2 separate regions of the Homo sapiens genome follow, and region 1 is linked to region 2. Evidence: chromatin loops called from intact Hi-C (ENCODE). Cell type or tissue: HCT116. All regions are shown on one strand. Links, peaks and the distances in the headings refer to the core of each region. The heading gives the core; the rest is flanking DNA.

Region 1 (2,925 bases), core at 193-2,692, 130 kb before region 2:
CAGACAGGGAGGTCCTGAAATCGAACTTCTGCCAATAATTGATTTGTTTGTTTTCAAAGGCAAGAAAACCTCTGAAGATATGTATGAGCACTCCACAATTCTTTTTGTTTTATCTATACTCTAGGTCAGCATTTCTCAAACTCTGCTCCCACGAGTTTTCCATAGTTAAATAAGTTTGAGACTCTCCATTCTGAACAGGCTGCAGGTAGTTCACATTGTATATTGTATCAATATGCCTATGTATACACATCCTGCAACAAACAAAGCCACTTGATTCAATGTAGCATTTTCCAAATTTGTCTAACTTTGGAAACTCTGTTAGAGTGCCACACAAGTTTGGAGAACACTAGTTCAGGTAGTTATTAGTGAATAAGTTAGTAAGTAATTGTTATTCATTTCTTGTCTATGTAGATTAGAATACCTAAAACTATGCCTGCAGCAAACCTATCCTTAAATCTTAAATCTTGCATTAATTCTTAAAGCAAATGTTAAAAGTTAAATTTATTTTATTTTTTAAACATTAAAAGTCAAAGAGGTAAAAATAATTAACATAAGTTTTGTAGTATTTATATGTATGGACTGGAATACATGTTGTCCCCCTTTCTATTGTAAATAACTCAAAAAATGATTTTAGGCATGAGGAATATTAATGTAATATAATTTTAAAAACCACCACTTCATTCTACTTTAGACTACTTTTAGGTTTTGTATACATGATACCAAATGACTGGTCTAATTGAGTTTTTCATTAATCTGTGGTATACAAAAATAGATTGTTTTAAAGATACTTTTGATGAGCAGAAAAAGACAATATGAAAAGCTTAAAACTTTAATATTGCTCTGGGGACAACATAGCATAACAACTTATGAAGTAAATGCTTGTTTAATGCATTCCAGGTTTTGCTAATATTTTTATATTGACATTTTGGGTCAATTTTTAACCTTAGAACAAGAGTTATCTATAAAATGGCCACCACAGTGTACCTACACTATCAGAGACCATCTAGGTTTTGTTAAGCAGCATATCTAATTCAGCCCAAAGGACATCTCAAAGCCAAGATCATTCCCCTGGGGTGTTCTCACAACCCTAAACTGGGCCCCTATCCTAAACTGAGACCTAACTCCAAGTGAGATTACCCAAGAAACCTAAGCAAAATATATCTAACAGCAGGTTTTCTTTTTTCTAACTGCATCTGTGTCAGGGAAATCATCATGACATCATTTCACTTTTGTTTGGCCCTGGTTTTGCCTTCTTTTTAAACTATCCAGGCCTAAAGTGCAGCATGTTGGCCATGGGTCTAGTCACAATCCCATCTGCCTGCTTAGCTATCTTCTCCTTGACACCCTCTGACTTTCTCCATAGAGCCCCTCCCTTCCTGTCCACTACGCTTGCCCTCCCCCAGTTTCTTAGACCAAACCTTCAGATCACCAGACCAACTAACCTGGCCACACCCAGTTGAGATGAGTCAGCCTCCACAGCTGTGGACCAGACCAGCCTGCCAACCGGGAACCTGATGCTGCTACCCCACCTACCAGAGTTACACCTGCACCAGCAGTGCCCGCCACCTCCCCCCACCCCAGCTGTGTTTAATTGCAGACACTTTTTTATTAAATAACTGTAGAGAGGGAGTTTTCTTCATTTTGGCTGATTCATTTTAAGCTGCAAAAGCAAGAAAACTTTTTTTGAGTGTCTAGTCATGAATAAATAAACATCATTTACTTTTCCCCCCTCCTCAACACGCCTGTCTCAAGAAACTCATCCACTCCGTGGTTTCAATTCCTGCTTGTACCTGATTGTCTGAAACAGATCTGGTCATTTCAGTCCCCTTCCTCTTCACAGTTTGGTCCCAGACTCTCTTCCCAGCCCTGTCACCTGTTCAGCTCACCCTCCTCCATAGCGTCCATATCTGTATTCTAACCCTGAGCATCCTCCCACTGTATTATAATTGCTTCTGTGAGAAATCTTCCACTGAACCCTAATAACTCAATTCCATAGACTGTTTCTTATCTATCTTCTTTTACTCCGTTTCTGTACTTAGTAGAAGTTAGATAAAGGTTGGTTCAATGAAGAAAATAATCAGTAGAGGAAGACTAATAACTAGCAATATAACCCGGTATTTTAAATTTCTCAAATTAGCCTGACAGTAATCATTAAATTTGAAAGCCTGTATTTTATACTTTTTGCTAAAATGTACTGGGCACTTACTACATGCAGGCACTGCTCTAAAGATTTTTACAGCATTTTCTCATTTAATCTTCATAATCCACACATCTTCCTGTGAGAAAACTGGAACACAGGAAGATTATGAAGTCACACCCGTTGTAATTGGCAGGGTCAGAGTTTGAATCCTGGCTGTCTGACTCTACAACTCACATGTTTAACTGCTGTTCTGTTCTACTTTCTGATAAGCCCAGGAAGCATACCTATAAAGCACAGTTTTATGAACTTACAAACTTCAATGACATAACAAATAGCTGGACTCCTTTAGTTCTCGTATATGAAAATTACTGAGAAATTGAGTCATTTTTCTCCTAAGATTCCTTGTGACAAAATAAATTTAGAAAAGAAATTGTGGTGCATGAGGAAAGAGGTGACAAGTATGTTGAATATTCCACAGACCAGATCATCGGAGGTATAGGCCTAATTACCTTACCTATATAATTACCTTACCTGACAGAGATGGGGTTCATCCTGCTTCTCTGTCAGAACTAAGTAACAAATAGACAGTAAGATTTTACCAGCTCAACCATGGAGCATTGTCTCTCTTCTAACAAAATAATGCATCCCAAAATTTACAGACATAAAAACCATAAACTAATAAGTAGATTTTAATAATTACAGACCAAAAAAACCATAAACTAATAAGTAGATTTTAAAAATAAAAATCCATAGGCATTTTAAGTATCTTTATTTCTACACATCTA
Region 2 (2,925 bases), core at 120-2,619:
CCCAACAGCTCATTGAGAACGGGCCAGGATGACGATGGCGGTTTTGTCGAATAGAAAAGGGGGAAATGTGGGGAAAAGAAAGATAAATCAGATTGTTACTGTGTCTGTGTAGAAAGAAGTAGACAGAGGAGACTCTATTTTGTTCTGTACTAAGAAAAATTCTTCTGCCTTGGGAAAAAAAAATAAAGTTCTTTTAGTAAATGTTTGAAAACTCTGATAACTTGACATATATATATATATATATATATATATATATATATATATATATACACACACACACACACATATACACACATATATGAGATGTGAGATGTGCATATGTGGTGAATATGTGTGAAAGAGAGATGCATACCTCTCCAGTTCCCCTGAGTCTTTGAATCAGAGGGCATTCCATTAACTCCAACACAAATGCCAGTAGTTCTCACTCCCATTTGTCTCACCAAACCTCCAACTATCATGTCCTGTATTTCTAGGAGTCTCCAGGAGGTGTCTCCATGTGCTGCTCCCAGTCCTGCTGGCCACGCCCTGCCCCACTGGTCATCACAGTTCATCCAGATCCTCCTCTAAGATACAAGAGAATGACTCACTTCTTCCAGTTAGATGGTATGATGCTGTTTCTGAGTCTGAGTATTTTCTACAAAGCTTGGTGAGAAAATTCTTTCAGGGTTTGCTGACAGCCCTCTACATCCACAGGGTATACAGGCTTCTAGGTAGCTGGACCAGGGAACAGAATCCAGAAACTGCTACCATGCCATAGTCAGACTTACTGCTCCCCTCTGACAACTAAGGCTTCTTCCTGGGTGAAGTGAATCAGCAGACTCCTGCCCTTAGGGTGAGTTCTCACCCAGGAAGCTTCTCAGCCCTCACAGCTTGCTAGACATGTCCGCATACATCTAAATCCCAGCAGGGGGTGTGATCTGACATCTTTCCCAGATGGCTCCACCTCCCCTAGGCACATAGAGTTCGCCCAGGCCTGTCTTACCAGTTCACAGGTGTGCCCAGACAGGCCTGAAACCCTGTGCTGGACCCCAGCACCGCTCCCTCTACTTCACGACCCTAATCCTGTAAGCTCATGTGGTTCACTGGGAGGCCCAAGCCACCAGCACATCAAACTTTGAGTGTTCTTTAAATCTATCATAAGAATGTTGAAACCCCATACTTTTTTATAATTTTTAAATTTCTCCAATTTATCAGAATAATTTTTTTCTTTGGATTTCAGTGTATTTACATCTAAGATTTTAAAATGGAGAAAATGCCATCTCTTTATGCTCTGTCTAGAGTGATAAAAATAATCCATTTTTATTTATCTTCTTCAGATTATGGGTCATTTTCTCACAGGGTTTTGGTGCATAAATATCTGGAACAAAGAAAGGGAAATGAAGCAGTGATTAAAATTGCAGTCACATCCTGCTGAACCATTCACTAGCCTATGATGTGGAGTTCAAATGGTGAATTCTTCCACCTGCTGGTATCAGCCTGTCTCTGCAATTCACACATCAACTCCCTAAAAAACATAAAATGAAAATTCTGAGTGGGGAGAAATTTTACATTTTCATCTTAAGCTGGAAACGTATTATGACTCAATGACTGAGAAACTATCATTCAATGAGGTGGAGAAGGAAATGGAACTTCTAGGAAGATAGAGAAATGGCTGTTATCATTTGGTTTCTAGACAAATGCAAGATGTTCTTTTCTTCCTGTGACCTCAGATACCACCTAAGATCTGGGCTACTTGTTTTTTCTTTAGCATAGTCTGCCTTGTACCTTAATGCGAATATGGTGCCTTGAAGTAGTTTAAAGGTTCTGGGTAAGGCAGATGCCATGAACTGAATTGTTTTACCATTGGCAGCGAGCACAGTACCTTGTACACAGTGAGTACCCATTCAATGATCGCATTGTTGATATCCCAAGTTGGCTAATGCCCAGTTCTTCTTTCATGACCCTACAGGAGTCCTATAGTCATGGTTGTAAAAACTGGGTCAGGGTGTAAAACAGCCATTCCTGCAGTAAGTATAGGGACTTGTACTTAAAGGTAAGACCAGAAGCAGGAAAATAAAGAGAAGAGGTGGTTCTCAGAAGATAGGATCCTGGGGAGACAAGGTGTTTTGTTATTCTACAGTCAGTTTGGTTCACTGTTAAGTGTCCAGCACAATGCTGGACTCATAGTAGGTACTTAACAAATATTTTCCTAATAAATCAATAAATTAGAAACATTGAATTTGAAAAACAGAGGTAGGTTATGCTATGCAAAGCTATGCTCAATGAACTATAATCTATTTAATACAAGAAATGCAAAAAGAAAAGCCCTCATTTGTATATGAGATCAGCCTACAGTATATCCTCAGACTCCCAGCCTCCATCCTAGGAAATATTAAGTGAAAGGGAAGTTATTTTCTTCCGGCATTTCTATATGTTTTAAGCTAACACGTGTTATCCTTCACTATCTAAGCACCTTACTAGTTAGAACTTTAACGATGGATAAACAGCTTAGAGAAGTTAAAGTATTTGGCATTTGAGAATTTGGGGTTTGTGATTCCTTAGGTTTACCCCCATAAGGGAACAAAACTCTAAAATTCAATAATATTTTTTATAGAAGCCTATATGTTTTATATAGTTAAAGCCTGCAATTAATCAATCATGTACAAAGGGCAAGTCAAAATGTGGGCTCAATGGAGGGTTTGCATTACAAAGACCCTGAGACAAGGCAGCAAAGAGGCTGTCCCTTGTGCACATTGCATCATGATTATCTGCTGAAACCCTGTGCTTAGCACACTTTTCACTTCCTTTCCTTGGTCAGGATTTGTTCATATCTCTTTGCAAAATTGTCCAGAATTACTCTCCTCATTTGCTCCCATACAAAGGTGAAAGCTTGGCTAGGCATGGTGGCTCACGCCTGTAATCCCAGCACTTTAGGAGGCTCAGGTG

The links. Peaks named below come from ENCODE experiments on the same cell type or tissue, not always from the same donor. Only the 100,000 strongest peaks of a DNase experiment are listed, where the experiment ranks them.
Region 1: a loop joins it to region 2, with 2.3 times the contacts of the local background. A loop is called at or near these places in 33 of 110 quality-filtered maps.

The regions. Positions count from the first base shown.
Region 1 is chr14:51,085,668-51,088,592 of GRCh38, reverse strand. The region is part of intron 1 of TRIM9 (tripartite motif containing 9); the gene reads left to right. Among named protein-coding and RNA genes, the nearest start is that of TRIM9, 8.0 kb to the left of the region's middle. In HCT116, for the core only: no CTCF peak of the experiment used is centred there; a DNase peak (open chromatin) is centred at 1,432.
Region 2 is chr14:50,953,532-50,956,456 of GRCh38, reverse strand. LOC400212 (a long non-coding RNA gene) reads left to right here. Exons shown (of 4, transcript NR_170195.1): 2 at 1-603. Among named protein-coding and RNA genes, the nearest start is that of PYGL, 11 kb to the right of the region's middle. In HCT116, for the core only: CTCF peaks have their summits at 510 and 1,459 (motif pointing left); DNase peaks (open chromatin) are centred at 536, 856 and 1,446; H3K4me3 peaks cover 675 bases; H3K27ac peaks cover 1,112 bases.